2 separate regions of the Homo sapiens genome follow, and region 2 is linked to region 1. Evidence: chromatin loops called from intact Hi-C (ENCODE). Cell type or tissue: IMR-90. All regions are shown on one strand. Each heading gives the region's core, and the rest is flanking DNA. Links, peaks and the distances in the headings are about the cores only.

Region 1 (9,203 bases), core at 541-8,540:
CGCACCCACACACATTTCATGCGCACACTCACACATCCACACGTACATTCACACACATCTCACACGTGCACCCATACATCTCACACGCTCACTCACATCCCATACACATCACACATGCACCCACACACATCTCACACGTGCACTCACACATCTCATATGTGCACACCCACACAGCTCACACGTGCACCCTCACATCTCACAGTGCACTCACATCTCACATGCTCACACACCTCACACGCATCCTCGCACATCTCACACACACACCCACACACATCTCACACACGCACCCACACATCTCACACGTGCACTCACATCTCTCACACACATCTCACACACCCACACATCTCGCACATGCACTCACACATCTCACACGTGCTCCCTCACACATCTTACACATGCATTCACATCTCATACACACATCTCACACACCCACACATCTCGCACGTGCACCCACACATCTCACATGCGCACTCACACATCTCACACGTGCACCCACAAATCTCACACGTGCACTCACACATCTCACACACGCACCCACACCGCACACGTGCACCCTCACACATCTCACACACCCACATCTCACACATGCACCCTCACATCTCACACGTGAATCCTCACACATCTCACATGTGCACCCTCACATCTCACATGCGCACTCACATCTCACACGCACACTCACATATCACACGTGTACCCACAAATCTCACACACGCACCCACAAATCTCACACGTGCACTCACATCTCACACGCGCACCCACACGTCTCACACGTGCACCCTCACACATCTCACATGCGCACCCTCACACATCTCCCGTGTGCACCTTCACACATCTCACACACAGACCCTCATCTCACACGTGCACCCTCACACATCTCACATTCGCACCCTCAAATGTCACACGCGCACTCACACACATCTCACACGCGCACTCATACACAACTCACGCACCCACATACATATCTCACATGTGCACCCTCACACATCTCACACATGCACCCTCTTACATCTCACACGTGCACCCACACATCACACACGCACCCTCACATCTCACACACGCATGCACACATCTCACACGCACCCTCACACAACTCACATGCGCACTCACATCTCACATGCGCACCCACACACATCTCACACGTGTACCCTCACACATCTCACATGTGCACTCACTTCTCACACGTGCACTCATATCTCACATGCACACCCACACACCTCACACGCACACCCTCACACATCTCACACATGCATCCTCACACCTCATATGCACACCCACACACCTCACATGTGCACTCACACCTCACATGCACACCCTCACACATCTCATGTGCACACACCTCACACACGCACTCACATCTCCCACATGCACACACACATCTTGCAGTGCACTCACACACATCTCACATGCACACCCTCACACATCTCACGTGCACACACATCTCACACACGCACTCACATCTCACACCTGCACTCACACATCTCACACCCACACACATGTGCACACACATCTCACACATGCACTCACACATCTCACACGTGCACACACATCTCACACATGCACTCACAAATCTCACACACGCACTTACATCTCACACGTACACACACATCTCACACACACATCTCACACAGGCACTCACATCTCACACGTGCACTCACACATGCACACACAATCTCACACCCACACACACATCTCACACACGCACTCACATGCATCTCACACATGCACTCATACACATCTCACACTGTTGACACCCTCACATACACACCCATTTGCACACTCAAGCCTGCACATATTCATACATGCACAGCCCACAAACACACACAGCCACAGACCATCAGGAGTCCCATGGGGGCAGCGGGCCTGGGGCCCCTCTCCAGCTGGAAGGGCACTGCAGTAGGGTGGGGATCCTGCCCAGCAGGGTAACGAATGTCACGTGAATCTGCTCATCTCCTTCCCCACAGGCCCTGAGGCCTTCCCATGGGCTGAGGACCCCAGGTAGGCAGGCAATGTCACACCCAGGCCTTGCACACAGTGAGCAAAAGTCCATTCTCACAGTTGACGCAGTTGAGAGAATCTGCATTTTGTTCGGTGTCATAATGGCATTGGGATCATGTAAAAAATGTTCTGTCTTAAATTTTGGAGAATTTACGGGTGAAATGAGGCAGTGTCTGGGCTTTGCTCTTAAACAATCTGGAATAGGGTCCGGAGGAGAACCTGGGATCTGCTGTACTGCTCTCTCTGATTTGTGTCTGTTTTTGCTCCTGGCCAGGAGGTGAGCTTAAAGGTGAGCCAGGCCGAGGAGATGCCCCAAGGCAGAGTGGGAGCCGGGTCCCTCCACATCTTCACCCCACGCAGCATGCTCCACAGTCCTGACTACCTCCTCTAGAGGGGCTACTTGGGCTTGCTTCACTGCCGACCTCCAGTGCTCACTGTGGCCTGGCACACGGTCAGGTTCAATGTGGAGTAAACGAGCGTGTAAGAGTCGCTGCCAACATCCAGCCAGGAGCTGGTATGGCAGCCATGGTGCTAGTGATTCACACACATCAGTTTTGGTCCTTGTAACAGCCCTGGGAGGTGGGTACTATAAGGATTCCCATTTTACAGATGGGGAAGCCGAGGTTCAGAGAGGTCAAGTGACTTGTCCAAGATCATAGAGGTAGCAAGTAGCAAAGTCCCCCCCCGACCCCTCCCAGAACCTCTCCCCCTCCACTCCCTAACACCAGGGGCATTTCAGGCCCAGGCCTAACCCCTGCCTCCTGCTGCTTCCTGCTGTTATACTGCCCTCCCAGACAGCCAGGCAGCCACCAGCCTTCTCTTAGCCCTCTCTGTCTGTCCTGGGCCTCTCCTCACTGCCCAACCTGGCCTGCCTACCTCCCTGTAGTAGCTGAGTCATGATCCATCTAGGGCCGGCCCCATGGTTGTTGAAGGCCTATGTGGAAGCCAGAACCCAGGGGAGCCCCAGCCCTCCCTCCACCTCCTTCCTTACTAAGTTCTCAGGAGCTCCTGGGGGTGGGGGCAGCTCTGCTCCTGTTCCCACTGTGTCCAGCGTGATCGAGCCAGGCCAGGCCCCTGTGCCGTCTCTCCCTGGACACTTGCTCCTCCTTCCCTTCCATGCCTGGCCCTACAGCCTCCTGGAGCCCTGTACTGAGGCCAGTTACCCTCCCCATGCCCCATCCCAGAAGCACTCAAAGCTGGGAGCTGAGATTCCCCTCTACCATCTTCTCAACAACCCCCATCCTCTCCCTGGTCACTAGCAGGGGCCCCACAACCCTCCACACTCAGCTCCTGCAGATGGTGGGGCAACCCGGGGTCCAAGTCCTGCCTTGTAAGTCCAGGACCATGGTGCCTGCCTGGAACTCCATCTCCCTCTGCACTCTTATCCTGGGCAAGAACTCTGGGGCCAGAGGGGCTGGACCCTGAGTGACAACATCACTACTTATCAGCCGCCATCTTAAGCAAGCCACCTTCCCTCTCTGAGTCTCAGTTTCCTCCCTTGTAAAATGGAGATACTAATACCCTTCTACCTACCCGAGGTCACCGTTGAGATTAGTTGAGATACAATGGCTAAGCCCTTGGCACATGAGGTGTGCTCAGGAATTGTTAACTACTGCTCTGGTCATGGAGGGTTATGGCCACTTCAGCCTGTGCTACCTCTAAATGGGCCCCATGATTCCCTCTGTCTCTGCCTCCACTTGTTAGCCCTTGAGCCATGCTTTCTGGAACCTTCACCCTGACAAGATGACAAAGAGAAGCCCCAGGGAGGGACTTGGGTTTCTTGACTCTCTCTGGCCTGTGGGACATTCATCTCCCCTCCCCAGGCAGCCACAGCCTATTAGTCCAGTTCCAACTGGCCTTCTGCCTCAGTTTCCCCATTGTGCTGAGGCAAAGGACCCTTGCTCAGCATGTAATTGGTCATCCTCTCCCTGGGAACCTGACCACAGCCCCGCACAATGGTGGAGGCTGCTTCAAACTGGGTCTGCCTGCCCCACCCCAACAAACTTGCCAGCTCAGAATTCTCCAGCGTTCCAGCCTCTCGCAGCAATCAGCTGGTTCCCTGCTGCCCTCTGGTGGCCGAAGCTGAAAACTGCAACTTCCAGGTGGCAGGGAACCAGTGCAGGGGACAAAAGGGAATTTTTTTTTTTCTCCCAAGTCCCAGGTAAACCCTGACCTCCCCAGTACAGGGATACCTGGGCCTCATGCACCTGCCAAGTGGCAAGATTGTGTTTTTCGCCCTTGGTTATAAAAACAATGCCTGCACAATGTGAAATGGAAACAAAGACAGTAAGCAGAGTGTGGGCTACTCCCAGTAGCCCAACATCCCCCAGACCAGCACTGTCCAGAGTTTGGCCATATCCTTCCATAGTCTTTTGCTTATAGAAATCTGTGTGTGTGTGTGCGTGTGTGTGTGTGTATGTGTGTGTGTACACGTGTATGTTAATGGATTATACTTGACAGGCTGTTCCATATCCTGCTTCAACTCATCATCATCATCTTTCCCTGTTAACAGAGAGACCTTTCTCATTTGTCTAATAGCTGTATTCCTTTGTTGGTTAACATACTTATCAATTCCCTGTTGAAGGGTCTGAAGCATTCTTGGTTTTACAAGTCAATCTTTTTTCTTTTCTTCTTTATGAGACAGAGTCTCACTCTGTTGCCCAGGCTGGGGTGCACATGTGGCACAATCTTTACCACAGCTCATGGCAGCCTCAACCTCCTGAGCTCAAGCAATCCTACCTCCTCAGCCTCTGGAATAGCTGGGACTACAGGCACACACTACTATGCTGAGCTAATTTCTGTATTTTTTGTAGAGGCAGGGTTTCACTGTGTTGCCCAGGCGAGTCCTGAACTCCTGGAATTAAGTGATCCTCTTGCCTGGGCCTCCCAAAGTGCTGGGATTACAGGCATGAGCCACTGTGCCTGACCAATCTTTTTTCTTAATCACCTTTCTGTTTGGTACAGTGGGAAGATCTGGAGTCAGGAGAGCCAGGGTTTGACTCAGATCTCAGGCCACTGGGTTTAAAATTTTTTTTATTTTTAAATGACTCTTAACGATGCATATTTATGGGACACAGTATGATGTTTTGATACATGCGTACATTGCGTAATGATCAAATCAGGGTGATAAGCTTATTCATCACCTCAAACATTTATCATTTCTTTGTAGTGAGAACACTGAAAACCCTCTCTTCCAGTTATTTTGAAATATGCAATACAATGTCCTTAGCTACAGTCATGCTACTGTGCAAGAAAAGACCAGAACTGATTCCTCCTATCTAACTGTAATTTGGTACCTGTTGGCCAATCTCCCCCATCCCGCCTTCCTTCCCCAGCACATAGTAACCACTATTATACTCTCTACTTCTATGACATCAGCTTTTTAAAGTCCGCAAATGAGTGAGATCATGTGGCATTTGTCTTTCTATTTTTTCTATTTGTCTTCCTATTCTTGTTATCTTTGATCACATCCTTGTGATCTTCCAGGCCTCAGTCCCAATGTATCAAACTCAGGCATTGGGCTCCATCTCGAATCCTTCGCTCTGACAAGCTCCCAAGTCGATTATTCCATGTTGAGTTGATAGAGCCTACAGGCTGCCCTGGGGTCATCAATACAATTTATTAGGCTAGTGCTAGAAAGGGGCATGGGGGACCACACAGCTCTCTTGGGCATGGGGTCCAGTAAGCACTTGCACAATTGTGGGGAGGAACAGTCTGAGATTCTCCTGCTTAGACCTGGGAGGGCCTGGTCGGGGAGACTGAAACTGAGAAGAAGGCTGAGGCCAGACCCGCCTTCCTCCTCTGGCGCTCTCTGAGGGCACCTGGCCTGGCTGCTTTCTCTTGGGAGGGGAATGTGGGTATCCCACCACACTTCAGGCTGGAGTTCTTAGAGCCTGTTCTGGTTCCAAAAACTGTCTGATCCATGAATCACTCTTTGCTCAATTAAACTGTTAAATTTAACTTGTCTAAGGTTATTCCTTTTAATAGATTCAACTTGAAACATAAAGATACAAATAACTTAAAAGTAAAAAAGTGAAGAGTTCCACTTCTTGGAGGCAATGTGAAGAGTTCCATGAGCCCACTTGCCTGTGAAACAAGCAATGTTGGTGAAAACTGCTTTTTAAAAATTAACCTTTAAAGTCTCTGGAAATTGTCCTAAGGATATAGAGCAAATGAAGAAAGTCAGGCTCCCACTCTGCCTTGGGGCATCTCCTCGGCCTGGCTCACCTTTGAGCTCATCTCCCGGCCAGGAGCAAAAGCAGCCCTTGACCATAACAGTAATCATGACTATAAAGATAGTATGTGGGGACGTCACTAAAACTAACTCAATAAGAACAGCAGGTCTATGGCATTTGACACATAACTATTCCCTTTTCCTTCACCTTCAGCTCAGCTTAATGGAATCTTCTCATAAGGTGAGGGTGGCCAAAAAGACAAGGCTCCCTCTCCCCTCACTTCCCAATCAAGTATTTTCACATATTAGTGGGAGAGGCAGACCAATAACATTTTGCCCATCTCTCCCAACTCCAAGTTAAAGAAGCTAAATTCTGGATGAGTGCAGCTGAGAAGTGGGGGGTTTCTTTCTACACCCAGCCCTAACCCATAGAATAGTGGCTCCATCCCAGATTCAGAAGGCCAAAAACACTGGGACCCCAAATCTTGCTCCAGCTCACTCATAGAGCACAGGTTCTATGCTAGGAGAGGAAAGCCAAGAATATCAGAGGCTACCACCCTGCCCAGTCCCCAGAATACTGGCTCATCAGAAAGAGAAACAATCCATAAGAGAAAGATATCCAAATCTCTCCACAAAGGAACTTTTATTTTATTTTATTTTTGAAATAGTGTGTGGAAGCCTAAAGTGCTTTTGAAAACAAAAAATAAATTGGACTTCATCCAAATTTAAAATTTTTGTGCTTCAAGGGACACCATCAAGACAGTGAAGAAACACCCTACATAATGAGAGAATGTATATGAAAATCACATATCTGATAAGGAACTTGTATTTAGAATATATAAAGAGTTCTGGCAACTCAAAAGTACAAACACAAATAGCCCAGTTAAAAAAGTCAAAGGATCTGAACAGACTCATCTCCAAGGAAAATATACAACTGACCAATAAGTACATGAGAAGATGCTCAACCTCATTAATCATCAGAGAAATGCAAGTCAGAAATAAATGAAGTAGCACTTCACACTCACTAGGATGGCAAGAATAAAAAAAGATAATATCAAGTGTTGATGAGGATGTGGAGAAACTGGAACCCTCATACATTGTTGGTGGAAATGTAAAGTGTCACAGCCATTTTGGAAAACAGTTTGGCAATTCCTAAAAAAGTTAAACCTAATCATTTGATTCAGCAATATATACATAATACGTAAGGTGGTATAATACTATTTGCAGTTAGTCTTTGATAAGTTAAACAATATATAGTAAATCCTAGGGAAACCACTAAAAATATAGACTGAATAATTAGGCTGAGCATGGTGGCTCACATTTGTAATTCCAACACTTTGAGAGGCTAAGGCAAGAGGATTTCTTCAGGCTAGAAGTTCAAGATGGCAGTGAACTATGATTGTGCTACTGCCTGGGTTACAGAGTGAGACCCCAGCTCTTAAATATATATTTATATATATAACATATATTTATATATATAAATATATATTATATATATGTATATATAGCTGTGACATTTTACATTTCCACCAACAATGTATGAGGGTTCGTTTCTCCACATCCTCATCAACACTTGTCATTTTATACATATATATAAACAAATAGCCAATAATGGTGATAAAAATGAAATCAATTTGGAGAAAAACCTCAATCCAAAAAAAGGCAAGCAGAGAACAAAAGGCAGATGGGACAAACAAAATAAATAGCAAGATGGTTGGTTTAAATTTAACTATATTGAGAATTACATTAAATATAAGTGATAAACATTTAATTGAATGGCAGAGATTGTCAGATTTGATAAGAAAGCAATGCTCAATGCACCATTATCAGTCCATTGTCTCTTAGTTCTAAGTCCTCCCTACATTGTCCTGTTTGTAATACTGTAACTGTTCTCCCTTGCCATCTGGAATTATATGAAGCTTTATCAGTACAGGGCACTGGAGAAATACTTTAGTCTTTTTTTTTTTTAAATAGTATGTATTGATCATTCTTGGGTGTTTCTCGGAGAGGGGGATGTGGCAGGGTCATAGTACTTTAGTCTTCAGTATTCTCTTTTTCCTTTAGTTGGTAAACTCCTGTTATAATTAATAATTTTTTTTACATATTCCCTGTTAAAACTACTGTGTTGTTTCTGTCTCCTGTTTGGACTCTGACTATATGGAATTGATACCAGAAGTGGTCCCAGAAGATAACCCCACCAAGATAAGATTTGGAGATGCATTTTGCTGTGCTTTTGGACTCCAACATGTCTACCAGTGGGAAATGGTATGTTAGTAATCCATGGCATGCAGTGACATCACAATTAATTATGCTGTCACCTGTAATTAAGTGACAAGAGAAGCATGTGCCTTGGGAGACCAGGTGACAGCAGCACTTGACCATTACAGTAGTAATCATGACCATAAAGACTGGGATGTGGGGAAAATTCTTTTGAGGACGCTTGATTGCTTACCAAAAGAAAATTTAGAACTTGTGTTCTTTAATTCTTGGCATAAACCAGAGAACCAGAAAGTTTCTGGTTATATTACAGCCTGAGAACCAGAAAGCTTCCATGATAACTCTAAAAGATTATCTTATTTCTTGTAGGCACTAGGCTAATAGCACTTAAAATCAAACAAAAATTTTACCACATAGGTTGCTAAATTACAACATCATTTCAATTCACAGTTTCACCAAGTTTTTCACAAAGTTTTTCATGTGAAAGGGCATTGATGAAAAACAATGAGATCCCAGGCCGGGTGCAGTGGCTCATGCCTGTAATCCCAGCACTTTGGAAGGCCGAGGCGGGTGGATTACCTGAGGTCAGGAGTTTGAGACCAGCCTGGCCAACATGGTGAAACCCCTGTCTCTACTATAAATACAAAATTAGCCAGGCATGCTGATGTGTGCCTGTAATCCCAGCTACTCAGGAGGCTGAGGCAGGAGAATTACTTGAGCCTGGGAGGCAGAGGTTGTTGCAGTGAGCTGAGATCATACCATTGCACTCCAGTCTGAGCAAAAAGAGTGAAACTCCATCTGAAAAAATGAACAAACA
Region 2 (9,203 bases), core at 889-8,888, 560 kb before region 1:
ATCAGAAACTCTCCAATGGGATCAATTGGAAACTCCTGTGGAAATGAGTCTTTCTGTCTCAGATGCCCACCTCTGGTCCAATCAACTAAACTTGGGGAGTGGGTCCCGTGGTACAATATGGCCACTGGGATAGATGCAAGATCATGATGGTCTGGGAAGACCCCCTGAAAGTGACCACTACCTACCCCAATACTTAAGCCAAACCTACTTCTTGCTAAGGGAAAAGTCAGCGTAGTTGAAGTGTGTGGAGAGAAAAAAATCTCCTATGATGTTGAAGGCCTGGAATGTGGATACTTCAAACCCCAAGAAGAAGCTTCAGATCCATCAGTGCCATGGGCCACAGGGGTCTGGTTTGCTCTCCAGCACAGAGAACAAGCAGGGAGGGCCATTTGAGATCTGTAGGCACAGGCTGATTGGAATAGGGGACTGAAGCAGTTATTTCAGAAATTCAGGTCCTAACCAGTTCCTGAGCACAGAGGTCTCCCCTGCACTAACACACATGGGCCAAGGTCAACACAGATCTCAGTGTCTGCCCCACCTTAACTGTAGCAGTCAGGGTCCCTTGTTTAGTAGCCTGTGTGTCAAGTGATTTGCACTCTCAGGTGATGTTGTGACTCTCACCATGGACACCATGAGAGCAGGCTGGGACCCATCCATGTCTGAAGCGGGGACTTTCACAGCAGTTTCATAGAGAAACCCCTGTTCAGTTAAAAAGTACACTCTCAAGTCTCATCCTGGTTTTCAACCTTCTGTCACCAACCCAGTCCACATTCCATAATGAGCAGCTGATGTGGAGCCCTCTGACGTTTGCTTTTCTAGGATCCTGTCTATGTTCTGAATCCCCTTGATACACATCACTGAAACTTGAGTGGCGTAAGTTCAGGGCATTCTCAACCACTCTTCCTTTCCAGATGTTCACCTTAAAATTCAAGTTTAATGATGTGCTTGACATTTTCAAGTTACCTACCTAGAGCAAAGAAACTAGTTATCTATTAGAGAAATGCAGTCTTAATCTGTATGTCAAATATTTATCCAGGCATTGGATACAAAGATTGACATGGCTAGTCATGCCCTCGTGATCCTGCACTTCCCTAACATAACAAGATGAGTAAGCTGCAGGATTGTTCTGGCAATGGACAATAGCGGTGCTCAACAAGTGGATTTAGAATGAATGGACGGATGATAAGAGTTTTAACCATGAGAATAGAGAAGAGACCTCTCTTTGTGCAATTACCAAGCCACTCAGAGATCAAAGCAGTCTTCATTACTGTCCACTCTAATTGCCTGTGACTATTAGACCTCTCTATGGCTAACAGCAGGCCTGGCATCTTATGGTAGGTTTTACTGTTTCTCGCCAATCTTTCACTGAGAGGACTTTTGAAGGCAGGCATGAACCTGTGATGTGGGTCACTCCTGGGGAGAAGCAGAAAAGAGTGGGTATACATTTCTAAAATGCCCTCTCGTCTGCTGCCATGTCTTCTGTGATTATAGACAGATTGGTAGATATAAAGTTCTTGTACAAGGCCAGGTGCGGTGGCTCACGTCTATAATCCCAGCACTTTGGGAGGCCGAGGCGGCTGGATCACTTTGAGGTCAGGAGTTCAAGACCAGCCTGACCAACATGGGCAAAACCCTGTCTCTCCTAAAAATACAAAAATTAGTTGGGAGTGCTGGCACGTGCCTGTAATCCCAGCTACTTGGGAAGCTGAGAAGGGAGAATCACTTGAACCCGTGAGGTGGAGGTTGCAGTGGGCAGAGATTGCGCCACTGCACTCCAGCCTAGGCGACAGAGTGAGACCCTGTCTCAATAATAATAATAATAATAATAATAATAATAATAAAGTTGTTGTACAATCAAACATTCTGGAACCTGAGCAGATGCATGGAAAGCAACTGCCTGGATCTAGGCAATGGACTTGTACTCTGAGTGATATTTGGGGGTTGTTACTGCAGCACCCATCCTTCCTGGATACATTTGAATATTAACATGTTTGCCCTCTATTTACTTAAGAGTCTGTAGGCAATCTCAGACTACCTGGCTGAAACACCTTTGAGCCACAGAGAGGGACTTAGCAGCACCCTGCCTGAGCAGAATGGTCCTTATGTAAGTCCTGTTTGTAGGGTTGAATAAAGTGTTTTTAAGATGTCTCTAGGCCCTTTGATCTGAGGAAATTGCAGAGTGGCCTCATTGCCAGCCCTTGTACATATTTATTTTTTAATTCCCTTAATACTTCATTTGAAGCGTAAGTGCCTGGGGCCAGGCCAGGGCTGAAAGTTCTGATGACAACTTCAGGCCAAGCAAACGCATTCTGTGACCAGAGGGAAGGATCAGGGCAGGAAGGGGATGCTTGGCCCCCAGCTAGAGAGACGGCCTGAGAGAACAGAGAGAGGATGAGAGGGATGGGGATCCCGCAGAGAACCTAGACACTTACTGTACCCCTATACAATGTTCACAGGAAAGAAAAGAGGGAGTGGAGGAAGGTGTGAGGACTTCATGAAGTGATTCTAAAGCTCTTATGAAAGAATGACTCTCAAGGGTTAGGAAAATTGCTTAAAATAGGATAACTAGGATGAACTTGACCCATCTATGTTAGAGGGTTTTATAAAACTAGCATAATTGAAGTTGTATATTAATGACACAGAAATAGAACAATGAAGAAGAATAGAAAGGCTAAAAATGGGCTCAAGTATGTATATATACACGTATGTGTTCTATATGCATGATAAAGAGAGAATGCCAAAATCATAGGAAAACAATGACTTACCAATGAATCATTCTGGGTTAAATAAACATTTAGAGGAAGTGTAAAATCAGATTATTTTATTACATATACAAATTAAAATTAGAAGAAAATATAAGTAACAATTTATGTAGTCTTGGAAGGAAAAAGAGCTATCTAAGAATGTTATCAGACAGGGGAACCCAAAGTGATAATATTGATATATCTGACTACATAAGAAATACGTAAAACTTTTCTACTGAAAAGTAAAACACAATGTAAAAGAAAAGTGGTTATGTATTTGCAATGTACACAACAGATAAATCAATAAGAAAATAATGAATATCTAAATAGGAAAATGGCATAAGAATGAGAAGAGGAAATTCATAAAGGAAGAAATACTAATGGCCAATAGTACTGATACGTGAAAAATGCATAATCTTAGTAGTAATTTTTAAACCTTAATGAAACAGTAATATGTATCCCAAAATCTATGAGATAGAGTTACAGCTATACTCAGAGGAAATAAGTAACTTTGCTTTCATTACTAAAATTTTAAAAATAAAAAAACATGGACTGAAAATAGTTGAACTAAGTGTTCATCTTCTTAAAACAAATTTTTAAAACAACAAAAAAAGGACAAAACAAATAAATATAAAAGTGAAATTAATGAAATATAAAACAAATGACAATAATAGAAATAAGTTGGGCATGGTGGCTCATACCTGTTATCCCAGCACTTTGGGAGGCTGATTGGGGAGGATCACTTGAGGTCAGGAGTTAAAGACCAGCCTGGACAACATACGGAGATCCTGTCTCTATAATAAATAAATAAATATTAGCCAGGTGTGGTGGCGTGCACCTGAAGTCCCAGATACTTGTGAGGCTGAGGCAGGAGGATCACTTGAGCCCAGGAAGTCGAGGCTGCAGTGAGCCATGATTGTGACACCGCACTTCAGCATGGAAGACAGAGCAAGACCCTGTGTTGACAACGACAAAAAGCAATAATAGATATGACAAATTATCTCAGAAACTAGACTTTTTAAGAGTTGAATTAGACAAATACATGTTGATAAATCTGTATAAGAAAAAAAAAAGCCAACATATGTAGTAGCGATAAGAAAGGAGCAGAGATACAAAAAAGATAAAAAGAATTTTGAGATAACATATTCACTTCCTTTTAGGCATTGATCAGAATTGAAAGCAGCAAGAACTCAGGGAATTTGGCATCCCTTCCCATCCTTCCCTTGCTTTTGCTCTGTGGCTTGGGGTCAGATTTTACACTCCTTGCCCTGAAGCTCCAGGTGGTTTACATCTCCCTGGCTGAGGAGGAAAGCGGCACTGCTTTTTATCTGATGTGGAATTTAGCTCATAATCTTGGTGCATTAGGCAAGCACGACCATATAACAGTGAGTGTGATGTTAAACCATGTCTCATCACCTTCCCCTCCATCTCAGCCATGGTTGGGAGCTTCTACCTCTGGACTCCCCAGACCCTTTTCACATAGTGAATCCAAAATGTTCATGACCTTTTCTGATTCCTGCCCTTGGGGTGCTTGGGAACCAGATCCCATCAGTGTAGGAGAGATGACCACCCAGGAACTGCTTGCAGACAGCACAGGAAAGGGTCAGCACTGCTGGGCAAGGTGAGGTCTCCAGAGGATGCTCTCACTGGGGAAAAGGGTCTCACATGCAACTCGGCATATGGCTTTTGGTGGTACTTCTGTAATTGTCAAGGTCATAGATTCTCATGGGGATAGGAAGCTGGACACATCAGGAGCTCTGGGCAGGGCTGGAGGGCTGGACAATGAGTCTTTTTCCCCACACCATCTCACATCCCTTGGTAATGACTGTGGGGTTAAATGGCTTTCAGGATCTTTTCCAGGCTGTGTAGGAGATCGTTGATTAGTTGCATCTGGCACAGATATCGGGGAGGAGAGGGTAAGTATGTGTGCTAATGTTTGTCATCCTTGGCTTAAGAGGGCACTGCCCTGCAGGTCCATAGGGTACCCAACAAGGGGGTTGCCCCCAGCTTCATCATGCACCCAGTGAAGGCACCTTCAGGGACTTCTGCAAGAATCCTGTGCTTCCACCAGCTGACTTCCCAGGAAGCCCAAGAACAAGAAACAAGAACAGTGTAGAAGCTGGCGGAACAACAATGTCATTTCCATTTGAGATCCCCTAGGAGATCCCCACCATCCATCTGTGCACCGGACCCTCTGCTGGTGGCCTGATGGGTCCCAGGCAGAGTCCCTAAACTGTCCTGAGTTACAGGTTCCCAGCCTGAACCCCTTTGTCCTTTTGAAATGACGCGAGGTCATCACACGAAAATCACAAGCATATACTTAGTAGTGTTCTCCAAAAGAACCTGATTCAGAGAAAAGTCCAGATTCTTTCCCTGCTGATGCTGAGGAAAGAAAAAAGTGACTGCATTTGAGAGAGATACCCAAAAAGTCCGCAAAGGGAACCCAGAGAGAAGCCCACAAATCCAGCCCCGACAGGGCTCGGGCAAGAGCAGCAGCAAAGTCCTGTCTTGAGGGGATTCTGAAATTGCCTCGGCCACAGAGACCTGTGGAGGGGCAGGCAAGGAGAGTGTGGGGGTGGCCTGTGGGTCCTGCCCTAAAGAGATCACATTCTAGGCTTGGAAAGGAGACAGATGTATAGACAAGGAGCAGAGCATCCCGCCAGTCCCCGGGGCTTGCTGTGCACTGAGGGCTGTCGGGATCCAGCATGCTGAAGACCTGCGGTCACGCAGTAGGAGCGTGCGTCTGGCCCTGGCCCTGCAGGGTGGGGGCACAACCCCAGTGAGCAAAGCAACCAGGACAATCGTCGAGAGGAGGAAAGCGGGAGCATCCGAAGTTGCAGACAAGGTGCTCATGTGATCCCACCACTCACCTGGCTGGGCTTGAGTCTCTCTGGGTTTGCTGGCCTTGTCTTGGAGGCAACCAGCAGGGGGCAGCACGAGGCCACAGCACCAGCTGCACATGGCCACTGCTGCCGGGGCCAGGGATACTCAATTATCAGAGAAAGGAGGCTGTGTCCGTAACCATATTCCAAAATGAGTTTTGCTGTTTCTCTCTTGGATCCAGCTTAGAGCTGAGTTAAGCTCCAGAGAAGGGAATTGGGTCACACATTTTGGTGGAGGACTCAGATTCATTCATTCATTATTCATTCACTTATTCATTCAACAGTTATTGAGTGTGTATGTGGTTCCCAGCCCTTTTCAAGGCAGTGGGACTGCAGAAGTGAGTGATATGGTCTTGTACTAATAACAACAGCAGGGACTAATGTTTGCATGGCATTTATTGCAGGCCAGTGCTGTCCTAATTGCCTTGCTTATATCAGTTCATCTATTCCTTCAACAACCCTCTGAGGTGGACACTGTCATGATCCCAATTTTACCAAGACGGGAACTAACACACAGAGAGTGTATTATGTGACTTGCCCAGGTCACACAGGTGCAAACTGGTAGAACCAGGATTTGAATCCAGGCAGTCTGACTCCAGAATCCTTACTCTTTTTATTTTTATTTTTATTTTTATTATTTTATTTTATTTTTTTTTGAGACAGAGTCTCACTCCATTGCCCTGACTGGGGCACAATGGCACGATCTCTGCTCACTGCAACCTCTGCTTCCTGGGCTCAAATAATCCTCCTGCCTCAGCCTCCTGAGTAGGTGGGATTACAGTCATGCGCCAACATGCCCGCCTAATTTTTTGTATTTTTAGAGGTGGGGTTTGGCTGTGTTGCCCAGGCTGGTCTTGAACTCCTGAGCTCAGATGATCTGCCCCCTTCAGCCTCCCAAAGTGCTGGGGTTACAGGCGTGAGCCACTGACCCCAGCTAGATTCCTTATTCTTAATGACTTTGCAACACTGACATAACTTAAGCAGATAGCCAAGATGATATCAGATAACCATAATTCTTAGAAGAAAATAAAATGGAGTGTTGTAATGGTGACTGGGGTTGGAGCAACCTTAGCTTCAGTGGTCAGGTAGGGACTCGGGTGGTGGGGGGAATGGTGACATACAATCCAAGACCTGGCAGGGGAAGAGGATCATATTAGTGCTCAATCTCTGTGGACCCCCCGGTGTCCTAGAACACAGCTTAGGACCCCTTACAGAGGACCTTTTGTCCATGACCAAGCACCTCAACTCCTCACCCAGAGTCTCCGGGGTCAGCCCGAGCCAATGTTCTTCAGTGGGGAGTAGGCAGAGGTAAACCTGGAGACAGGCTGGGGAGGTAGGGGCTGAGCCCCCGCCAGTGGCAGGATGCTGAGAACATCAAGCACTGGGTTCTGGTTTCCATACTGGATTGCTGGTTTCCATACAAGCACTCAACACACACTCACACATGTACAACAATACACACAAACAGCCCCAAGCCCATGTGCACACAATTCCCCCCTCAAGGTCTCACGCATCCAGTGCCTCACGTGCTCTGAAGCTCCTCAGAGCTGTCTCAACCTCAGACCTCCTCCCTAAAGTCACAGGAAGCAGTGAAACCCTGGAAATAGGGAAGGTTTAGGTCTGCAGTTGGTTTTCACTAGCGGGGCGCTGGTCCGTTGAGGGAGATTATTTGGGGTCTGACACTATACAGTTAAGCAGCACTCCCTTCACCTCATGAGGGGCCTGTAAGGAATGGGAAAATGCTGGCTTCCAGGCTCCAGGGCTGCACTGTACGGTGAGAGGCAGGCAGAAAGCCACTGTGGTGTCTGCATTTCTTGGGGCAGTGGTTTCAAAACTGGCCAAACATCCGGTTCACCTGAGGAACCCATGAAGATGACAGATTTCTGAGGTTTTCACTCACTGGGTCCAGAATGAGGCCAAGAGCCTATGATTTTGTCAAGCATTCCAGTCAATTCTGCTGGTCACTACTCAGAAGAGAGGTACAAGGTGGCACAAGCATAAGCCAGGGCAGGGCAGGCTGGGCTGTGGGTTGGCAATGGCTAGCCTCACCCAAGGCATTTGCTTGGTTAATGAATGGCTGCTTGCCCCCAGCTTTTTTGAAACATACACCTGTGTTTGCTGGACAAACCACAGGTTCATAGTTGGGGACACTGTCTATTCCTCACACAGTGGCCACCAGGGTTGTAAGCACCCTTTCCCAGATGGCCCACTGCCCTGATCTCCTCCCCTCTTCCCAGCAGCCCATCAGCCACTCAGGGTTACCAGGACAACATCGTTTTATAAAATCTACTTCCCGGCATCTCCAGCCCAGGCCCTCTGATAGCAACCAATCCCTTTCCAGAATGGAAAAACCCTGAGCTTTGGCAGGCTCAAAAGCACAGACCAGTTACATAATGACAAGCAAACAGCCTTCCAGGTCAGAGGCTCTGCTGTGACACAGAGGGCAAGTCCAGGGACTGACTGTGACCCCTGGCACTGGTCCCCCTCTGACAGCCACAGAGAAGGGAGGCTGGCTGGCACCAGCAGGAAGAAGATTTGAAAGATATGAACACTGGGCCCTCAGCTGGTACCCCATTCCCCATCTTCTGGCTTGGACATGGATAAAGTGAAGCAGCAGAGCTGTAGGACTCTGAGAAAACAGTGTCCTGCAGGCACAAGGCCCTACAATTCCAGGATTCAGACCCAGGCAGGAGCCTGAGCCTCGAGTGTCACAGGCTTTGGTAGCTGTTTTCATTCAGACACAGGAGGCAAATTGTGATTATACTTGCTGTGTCTCTACTTCTGCAGACATAATTTAAATCCGAAGTTCCCACCTTGAGGCCAAGGTATATTTGTCATTCTAATTTACCCAGACTGTCTTTTGTAGAATTCAGAAGTAGCTGATATTTAGCCCACAATTACTTTGGACAGAATTGCCAGGAAACAAAAACTGAAAACAGGGCCGGGCACAGTAGCTCATACCTGTAATCTCACCACTTTGGGAGGCCTAGGTGGGGGGATCTCCTGGGCTCAGGAGTTCGAGACCAGCCTGGACAACATGGTGAAACCTTATCTCTACAAAATAACACACACACAAAAACTCAGATCCTGCCACTTTGCTCCTGAATTGGCTCCTACACTCTGGACTTGTGTGTGACAATTGATTCATTAAGTTTTAGAGGAAAGAAGTCTTTAGTGACCTATTTATAGATAGGGAAATGGAGGCCCAGGAAACCGACATGCCACTGAGTACATTAGTCAGGGAGCTAACCTGAAACCCCTGTCTCCTGCTCCCAAAATCTGAACTTCCCATCCACCAAGCCATTTCTCCTTCGGCCCTAACATAGTGCACAGAGACCGAGGCCTTCTTCTCCCCTGGGCATGGCCCAGAGCCAGAGCCCAGGCTGCACAGAGTTCTGAACACCAGCTTCCCTTCCAGGAATGCTCTGAGCATGGCCTTCAGGTTCTTACTCCATGCAAGAGGCAGCAAAGGAAGACTGCAGCTAGGAGATGTCTTTCAGCTCTGCGGTCCAAAAACCAACGTGAGAAATGAATGGCAGAGACATCTCCTCCATTCGAACAAACGGCAGGGCTCAAG

What was found. A loop is a pair of places that touch in the nucleus more often than their neighbours do. Peaks named below come from ENCODE experiments on the same cell type or tissue, not always from the same donor. Only the 100,000 strongest peaks of a DNase experiment are listed, where the experiment ranks them.
Region 2: a loop joins it to region 1, with 19 times the contacts of the local background. A loop is called at or near these places in 9 of 110 quality-filtered maps.

The regions. Positions count from the first base shown.
Region 1 is chr10:79,369,616-79,378,818 of GRCh38, reverse strand. No RefSeq gene overlaps it. Among named protein-coding and RNA genes, the nearest start is that of PPIF, 27 kb to the right of the region's middle. RefSeq lists an enhancer at 2,570-3,106 and cis regulatory regions at 3,661-4,445, 3,948-4,448. In IMR-90, for the core only: a CTCF peak has its summit at 4,060 (motif pointing left); DNase peaks (open chromatin) are centred at 2,908 and 4,028; H3K27ac peaks cover 151 bases.
Region 2 is chr10:79,926,061-79,935,263 of GRCh38, reverse strand. It overlaps the pseudogene BMS1P21. Among named protein-coding and RNA genes, the nearest start is that of SFTPD, 18 kb to the left of the region's middle. In IMR-90, for the core only: a CTCF peak has its summit at 5,669 (motif pointing right); no DNase peak of the experiment used is centred there; H3K27me3 peaks cover 1,533 bases.